2 separate regions of the Homo sapiens genome follow, and region 2 is linked to region 1. A link is an interaction called in ENCODE POLR2A ChIA-PET data of the cell type or tissue named here. Cell type or tissue: GM12878. All regions are shown on one strand. Links, peaks and the distances in the headings refer to the core of each region. The heading gives the core; the rest is flanking DNA.

Evidence for each region. ChIA-PET counts read pairs that join two places held together with the same protein. Peaks named below come from ENCODE experiments on the same cell type or tissue, not always from the same donor. Only the 100,000 strongest peaks of a DNase experiment are listed, where the experiment ranks them.
Region 2: POLR2A ChIA-PET joins it to region 1 with 7 read pairs; 5 of 35 experiments call an interaction of 5 or more read pairs at or near these places.

Annotation. Positions count from the first base shown.
Region 1 is chr1:160,754,344-160,758,739 of GRCh38, forward strand. It overlaps SLAMF7 (SLAM family member 7), which reads left to right. Exons shown (of 7, transcript NM_021181.5): 7 at 1-478. Among named protein-coding and RNA genes, the nearest start is that of SLAMF7, 17 kb to the left of the region's middle. RefSeq lists an enhancer at 1,149-1,198 and a silencer at 2,749-2,818. In GM12878, for the core only: no CTCF peak of the experiment used is centred there; a DNase peak (open chromatin) is centred at 2,179; H3K27ac peaks cover 1,307 bases.
Region 2 is chr1:160,653,135-160,657,530 of GRCh38, forward strand. LOC107985220 (a long non-coding RNA gene) reads left to right here. Exons shown (of 2, transcript XR_001738266.2): 2 at 1-4,396. Among named protein-coding and RNA genes, the nearest start is that of SLAMF1, 8.3 kb to the left of the region's middle. RefSeq lists enhancers at 1-534, 395-554. In GM12878, for the core only: no CTCF peak of the experiment used is centred there; no DNase peak of the experiment used is centred there; H3K4me3 peaks cover 441 bases; H3K27ac peaks cover 2,502 bases.

The DNA of each region.
Region 1 (4,396 bases), core at 149-4,148:
CGAGAGGCCAAGGCATGAGAATCGCTTGAACCTGGGAGGTGGAGGTTGCAGTGAGCTGAGATGGCACCACTGCACTCCGGCCTAGGCAACGAGAGCAAAACTCCAATACAAACAAACAAACAAACACCTGTGCTAGGTCAGTCTGGCACGTAAGATGAACATCCCTACCAATACAGAGCTCACCATCTCTTATACTTAAGTGAAAAACATGGGGAAGGGGAAAGGGGAATGGCTGCTTTTGATATGTTCCCTGACACATATCTTGAATGGAGACCTCCCTACCAAGTGATGAAAGTGTTGAAAAACTTAATAACAAATGCTTGTTGGGCAAGAATGGGATTGAGGATTATCTTCTCTCAGAAAGGCATTGTGAAGGAATTGAGCCAGATCTCTCTCCCTACTGCAAAACCCTATTGTAGTAAAAAAGTCTTCTTTACTATCTTAATAAAACAGATATTGTGAGATTCACATACAAAAAGATGCATTATTTTGCTATTTGCAATAGTGAAATTCTGGAAACTGCCAAAGAAACTGACCACCACAGGTGAAGGTCTGTTCATACATAGACATTAAGAATTATGGGTTAGGCCGGGAGCAGTGGCTCACGCCTGTAATCCCAGCACTTTGGGAGGCCGAGGCAGGTGGATTACTTGAGGTCAGGAGTTCAAGAACAGCCTGGCCAACATGATGAAACCCCGTCTCTACTAAAAATACAAAAAATATTAGCCGGGCATGGTGGTGAGCCCCTGTAATCCCAGCTTCTTGGGAGGCAGAGGGAGGAGAATTGCTTGAACCCAGGACGGGGAGGTTGCAGTGAGCCAAGATCGCGCCACTGCACTCCAGCCTAGGCGACAGAGCAAGACTCCATCTCAAAAAAAGAATTATGGGTTATACTCAGCATCATGAAATATACCTGTGTAACCTACACATGTAGCTTCTGAATCAAAAATAAAATTAAAAATAACAAATTTTTAGCATGTGCCTGTGGTCCCAGCTACTTGGGAGGCTGAGGCAGGAGGATCTCTTGAACCCGGGAGGTGGAGGTTGCAGTGAGCCGAGATCGCACCACTGCACTCCAGCCTGGATGATAGAGTGAGATTCTGTCTCAAAAAAAAAAAAAAATTGTTTAAAAAAAACTATGGGTTGGCCAGGAGTGGTGGCTCATGTCGGTAATCCCAGCACTTTGGGAGGCTGAAGTAGGAGGATCACTTGACCTCAGGAGTTCAAGACCACCCTAGGCAACTTAGCAAAGCCCCATCTCTACAAAAAAATACAAAAATTAGCCAGGCATGGTGGTGCATGCCTGTAGTCCCAGCTACTCAGGAAGGAGCTGAAGAGGGAGGGTCGCTTGAGCCTGGTAGGTTGAGGCTGCAGTGAGCTATAATTGTGCTACTGCACTCCAGCCTGGGCAACAGAGTGAGACTCTGACTCACAAAACAACAACAACACAACAACTATGGGTTTTCAAGTTAGAAAATGTTATGACATCACAAATATAAAAAGTAGAATGCAAATTTAATGTGCTATATGATTACAGCTGTGTTTTAGAAAAAATCTCTACAGGGAAAAATTTGGAAGAAAAAACATCAAAATAGTAACACCAGTTGTTTAGGGAGGGTGAAAGCTTAGGTGGCTTGGTTTTTTCCTATTTTCATTCATTTTCTGAATATTCCTCAATGAGAAAGTATGTATTGCATAATAGAGTAGAGGAAATTTTAAATAGGTGCTCAGTGAGAAAAACGAGGCACTACTCACTACGTGGGGTTGAGGGGAAAGTCTGAGACCCTCATGGTAAGGGTGTGGGGGAGGATGGAAAGACCTCCTCGAGTGAGAATGGGTGGGGAGAAAGGAGAAACCCTCCACATAATGACAGAGGAGAAGATGACTTTCCCTCAGAGAGGGCTGCTGGAGGCTGAGGGGAGCTTCACAGTGTGTGAAGACAGAGGCGTGGAGAGGGGGATGCTGGGACTGAGGATGCATCTGTTCTGCCTTCCCCTCTCTCCTCAGAACCCATTCAGATGATAAATAATTAGGGTTAATCATACTTTGGGGTTTTTTAAACCAGTGACTGAAACAGGACCTAGGGAGACCAATAGATCTGGTCTCTGGACACTCAATAAATTCTGTCCCAAAGCTAGTTGCAGAAAGAAGCTTCCCCTCATGAGTTCAACCAGTAGGCAAAGGAAACCACCAGCTCTTCAGGGTGAGAAGTCACACCACCTCATAGCCCCATTACATGCAGCCTCCAGAACTGTGTGGTTTGCAACTTGTGAGGTGCAAATAACAAATTCGTAAACATTGAAACCTTGGTGGAAAGTAAAGAAGGTATCTGTACCATTTCAGTAAGGCTTTCACTCATTCATTTGATCATGTATGCATTCATTCATTTATTCATTCAGCAGTACTTATTGAGCACCAGTAAGTGCTGGACATTATGCTGAACTCAGGGAATACAGCAGTGGGCCACAACAGAGGTCTCTGCCCTCAGGGTGCTTACATTCTAATGACAGAGGCCAACACTCAAATATCCTTTAAATAACATGGTTGCAGTGATGACTGCTATGAAAGAGAGGTGTGTGGAGCCAAGAATGGCAAATTTTCCTGTGGTCAGAGACAGTATCTCCAAAGTGATGAAGACTGAGCTGAGATCGGAAGATGAGTAGGAGCTACTTACAAGAAGTGGGAAGGGAAAATAAAACCCTTCTAGCCAGAGGTGCAAAGGCCTTGTGGTGAGAGGACCTAAAAGAACGAAAGTCAGTGTGGCCAGCAGAGAGAGTTGCACTTTTAAAATTTCATTAGTTGCAGTATGGGAAACAGATTGTAGGGGGTCAAGACTGGATGTAGGCAAACTGAGTCAGAAGGCTCTTACCGTTATCCAGGAGAGAGGTGATGGTAGGTTGGACAAGCATAGTAGGATGCAGAGAGAGGGAAGGATGCTCTCAAGAGGTATCTAAGGGATAAGGAGGTTCCTGCTTTCAGTACTGTCTTGGGAATGTGTGCTGATCTGGAAAAGGAGGTGGGAAGATGGGCCTTTGCTTTTGATAGCCTCTTGGGACTAGAAGGACAAAGTTTGGAGTCTGGGGCTACCAAGGTTAGAGAACTGGTAAATCCCTCATCTTTTTGACTTGGGACCCCAAAAGACTTACCCTAGGAGACTTATCCTTCTTGTAAACAAGAAGTACACCAGTTTTAATTCATCTATGGGGCCAAGAAAATCTCAAAACTGGTATTAGATTAAAGAGATCCAAGCTTACGAGTGCCCACAAGTACCTTACAGAAGCAAACAAAGACCATCACTAAAAGAAAATAACATTCTTAGGCCTCACAATTTTCCTACAAATAATTTTTCATAAGCAATGTTCATCATATGTTCAGAGATATCCAGGCCCATGAGGAGGATCCAGGCCCATGGGGATCATCCTCCTCCATGAGGAGACCCATGAGCAAGACCCTCCTGGTGGGGACAGCCTATCACAGACTGCAGCCCAGGATGCAGCCCGGCCCACCTCCCTCTCATTTCATCCCAAGAAGATGGAAGGAGGAACTTCCAGCCTCCTCAGTTCATGTACTTGTAGACAGACTTTAAAGATGTTTGGAGTTCTGACTATAGTCCTAAGCATACTCTTTATTGCAATCTGTCAAGAACATAGCCAGCAACAGGGAAGAGTTGATAAACCATAACATGATCATTTATAATATTTAATGTTTAGTACAGTCACAATTGCCAATCATTGTTCTAAATAATACATATATATATGTGTGCATGTATATACATATGTACATTTATTTAATCTTCATAACAAACATAACCATTTTATAGATGAGGTAGTTGAGACCAAGATTGTCTTTTGTCTAATTGGGTTTTGTGGGTTGTTTTGTTTTGTTTTGTTTTGTTTTGTTTTGTTCGGCTCATATGTATTACTGCTCTAGGCAGTATTAATTAATTGATTAATTTATTTAAAATTTATTATTTTAAAATAAATGCTGGTACTGCTTGTCTTTACTAATTATAAAAGTTATTTTTTCCTGCAATTAAAACTTATTATGCGTCTACAATGTGCTCCCCATACTTCTAAGAGCTCACAATCAAGTGGGAGACAGGGATATCAACAGACATTACAAGTTAAAATGGTAGGTAAGAAAATAAAGGCATATAAGACATATAGGGGGTTGTATTACTCATGGTTTTCCTGAGAAATAGAACCAATAGATTATTTGTAAATATATATAAAAGGAGACTTATTATAGGAATTGGCTCACGCATTAGGAAGGCCAAGAGGTCTCATGATCTTCTGTCTGCGGCTGGAGAACCAAGAAAGCCTGAGGAGTAATTCAGTTCATGACTTGGAAGGCCTGAGAATTGGGGAGCCAAAGGTGTAACTCTCAATATGACCCA
Region 2 (4,396 bases), core at 79-4,078, 100 kb before region 1:
CTCATTATCTGTGAAACATTCCTTCTGGCACAGGCCACAGCGTGGGCAGTAGGAGAATCCTAGGTGAGCACTATTTCCCATCCTGGCCTCCCGTGTCTGTGGCTCAGCACCATTCTTTCCCTTTGGTGATGCAGAGCCCCAACCTGAGAATGAGGAGGACTATATTTCTGTAGAAAATAGCCTTCCCCAAAAAACCTCAAGTGGGTTATGCATGGAAGCCATCTCCTACCTCTTAAACTCTTCAATGGGTCCCTAAGCCTTGCCACTCTCTCTCCTGACACTGTGGCTACGGGCACCAACGTCACCTGCCTGACAGTGTCTGGTCTGGACTGCTCCTGAGTGTCTTGGCTTCCCAGCCAAAGGTCATCATCATCACAGCCTCTGACCAGAGGTCCCCTATAGCATGAACTGACCCCACAGAGAAGGGCCACTAAGGCCAGATCACCTGGCCACATGGAGCTCATCATGAGCACATTTATCTGGATAAGGAAAAAAAAACCTGCAAAACCAAAATGAAAATACAGAATTTCCCCAAACTCCGAAACCTCTCCTAGTAGACCTGACTGAAGAGTCTAAAACTGGCCTGGGGAAAGCACTGGGAAAAAACACCCTGGGGTCCACCCTGCTGGGTAAGATGAGGAAGCCCACAGGGCAGATGGCTGATATGGAGGCTGAGCAGACTAGTCAACCAGATAGCCCTGTTGTGGCGCTGGGGCTGTTAGGGTTGAGGGGAGAGTGGAAAGAAAACTGGGCTTTGAAGTGGCTCTAGCCCAGATCCAGGCCCAGGCTCTACTCAGCTCCTTTATGCTGAATGTTCATGCCTGCCATCAGCTCCCTGGCCAGATGGATGAGCTGAGTGATCAGGCCTGGGGAGGAGGGCTGAAAATCCCACTGGCAGTGCCTTCTTCCCCGTATCCAGTCTGTGGTGCTGGGAGTGCCCACTGCAAGGCCCTCACCAGGTGTCTCACATCAGTACCTCCTCCAGCAGTTCAGACCTGCTTTAGGGAACTGGAATCTGGAAGTGGAGAGACATCTGAGGGTCTTTGCCATCTGAGGACTTCCTCTCAAACTGCTGTCATTTCCACTGATGCTCCTCCATCCTTCCAGACCCCAGACCCAATATGTGGGGATCCCTGCCTTCCTGGGGCCTGCGCTGAACTGACTCTGAATTCTTCATGTCCCTTAAGGGGTGACTGTGACCGAGAAAGAGTCACTGCTTCACAGACTCTCTCCACAGCATTTTTAGAAGCATTCATGGTAGGAATGGGGTGCTTCCTACTACCTTTCAAATGACCTCATGCGGCAGTCATGTAATTTGCTAGCCTGCTTTTTACTGGCATACATTGTTAAAGAAAGGGAAATGCCCATGCCACTCTACTCCTCTAGGAAGGAATAGGGTTCAGGAACTGGTGACAGTGGCTATTAAGTCACCAGCCTCAGATCTTTTCTGTGCTCCAAAAACTGCCTCCCATAACCCTGGTCTGCGTTCTTAGACAGAGTGGTAGATAGAAGATAATTTGCAAAGTACCCTGGAAACCCTGGATAACCACTATCGGAAGCAGAATTCATTTCTGTCTCTGAATAGTTCTGGTCCTTAACTAACCAATGACCTCCCTGAGAAACAGAGACAGCTGGGGAAATGGGGGCTGTGTGCTCCATGAAGTCATCTAATGACCCTCTGAGATACTCATGGGCCATTTATGCAGTCCAGAGCAGCGATTCCTGCACCGTCACACCAAAGAGGTGGGCTGACCTGAAGTGAGTCCAGGAAAGAGGGGAGAGCTAGGACACTTAAGCTGCTTGGAAAAGCTAGCTATAGGGTAGAAATCTTCAGTGAAGAATTCTAACTGGGACCACTGGAGAGAGAGGTGAATTGTGGAAAGTAACTCCAGATGAAGCCGAGTGGTGGAAGCCCAATCCACCTGCTTCTCCATCCACTTGCCTCTTCTCCATCCACCCACCTCTTCTCCATCTACGTGCCTGCCCCAGCACTGACCATGAGAAAACCATTTCATTGGTTTAAAATATAGTGATTCTAAACATCCTTTAATGATATATATATACTTACATGGAGTAACAAATCTAATTGTCTACCACTTAATGACTTTATCAGATAACACTGCTAGTTAAGAGAAAAATATTTAGGAATTGTAGTCTTTTTTTGACTTTAGGGTTCCATCCTCCAATGGTTAATTTTATGTGTCAACTAGATGGCATTATGAAGTGGCCAGATTAAACAGTATTTCTGAATGTGTCTGTGAGGGTGTTCTGGATGAGATTAGCATTTGAATCATGGACTCAGGAAAGTAGATTGCCCTCCTCAGTGTGGTGGGCATCATCCAATTCATTGAGGGCCTGACTAGAACAAAAAGGCAGAAAGAGGAATTTGTCCCTTTTGCTTCCCGCCTGCCTGTTGAGCCCTTGTACTGGGATTTACACCATCAGCTCCCCTGGTTCTCAGGCCTTCAAACTCGAACTGGAATTACACCACTGGCTTTCCTGGATCTCCAGCTTGCAGACAGCAGGTCATGAAACTTCTCAGTCTCCATAATCACATGAGCCAATTCCTCATAATAAATCTTTTTATGTATATATATCCTGTTGATTCTGTTTCTCTGGAGAACCCTAACTAATATTCATCTCCTCTTTTAAAAATCACAAATGTAATATAGCACTGAAGGAAATGTCTTTAAAAGAAAGAAAATAAAATGTGATCCACGTATAGTGGCTTATGCCTGCAATCCTAACACTTTGGGAGGCCAAAGCAGGAGGATCATTTGAGGCCAAGAGTTTAAGATCAGCCTGGGCAACATAATGAGACCCCAGCTCTACAAAAAAAAGTTTTTTTTTAATTAGCCAAGCATGGTGGCACATGCCTGTAGTCCCAGCTACTTAGGAGGCAGAGATGGGAGGATTGCTTGAGCCCAGAAGTTCAAGATTACAGTGAGCTATGTTTGTACCATGCAGTCCAGCCTGGGTGACATAGTGAGACCCTGTCAAAAAAAAAAAAAAAAAAAGAAAAAGGAAAAAAGAAAGAAAGGAAAATCTGCCATCATTTTTTAACTATCACAACTGCTTTCAAGTTTGCAATTTTCCAAACCTTTCTTTATAAGGCAGCAGACGAGTTTAGAACTCTAGCTACATGGTCAGATAGTCCTGGGCCCACGTCCCCATTCTGTTATTTATAAATCATCCCATGTTAGGTAAGTTATTTAATCTCTCTAAGCCACACTTGCCTCATCAGTAACAGAGTTAAGATGAAAAAAAATCTCATAGGGTTGTTGGGAGAAGTAAATGGCATAAATACAAGTAAGATGTTCACTGCAGTGCCTGACATGTGAAAGCCATTTTGCATTTGGTGTCTATCACTTTTTATGGTTTCCTGAGGTGGTCATGATTAATTAAATGACGAACACCATAAAGCTGGAGCTGGGGATGCACAGGAAGTTCTGCTGTGTTGTCAAGATCAAGGACACTCCTCAGAGACATGGAGCAGAATGCTTCAGGCACCCTACAAATGAATGTCATTCCTGGGCATCTCTATTGGAGGCAACAATAACTTTGCAACATAAATTAGGGACAAAAACACACTATAGACTATTAAGACCTTTTAGCAATTGAAGAGAGAGATGGATTTGATGTGATAAGTGTTTTAAAGTCCTGTTATAAAAGAATTGAAATTTCTCAGCATAGACTATCCCATTTCATAAAGAAAATATCAGTGTATAATATGTAACAGGAAGAGTTATATATGTAGACTATGAATCAGAACAGAAAATGTGAAACAGAATGAAAATGTGAACTGAACCCTTGGCCACACCTGATGCAGTTTCACAGAATCCACGTGTGGAGGGATTGGAAGACAATACCAAAATCACACAGTACAGTAAATGCAGTTAGTGTTTATTTTCATTGTATAAAATACCTCTGAGGTTCTCATTCTGTATGGCGGGCTTGGTCGCTTCAATTTATCTTTTTGCTTTATTATACAATTTCAAGTAAAAAATGCCTCTGGGTATCATCGTAAGTAAACATCTGATAGGCTAATCTCGAATAATAATTACAGTTAAGATTCTGGTGCCTGGGATAGACACCAAGTGCCTTTTACTAAGCAGCGGCTTAAGTGAAGTTTTTTCTTGCCTCAGTGGGTTATTCATTCCAGAAGAACATTTGTAACTACAGTCACTGGGTTGCACATAGTTTTGTATTTTTTTAAATTTAACATAATACGTTACAATGACTCACAGGTTGTTGCCTAGTTTAATGAAGAACAATTTCTTAAAGAACATTGTGTTCATTATCTCTCCTCGAAAAAAGAACAAATGAAGATCATGAGATTGTTTAAAATGTCAAATTTTGAAAAGCGTTCTATGGAGTAAAAGAAGTAAAGATCATA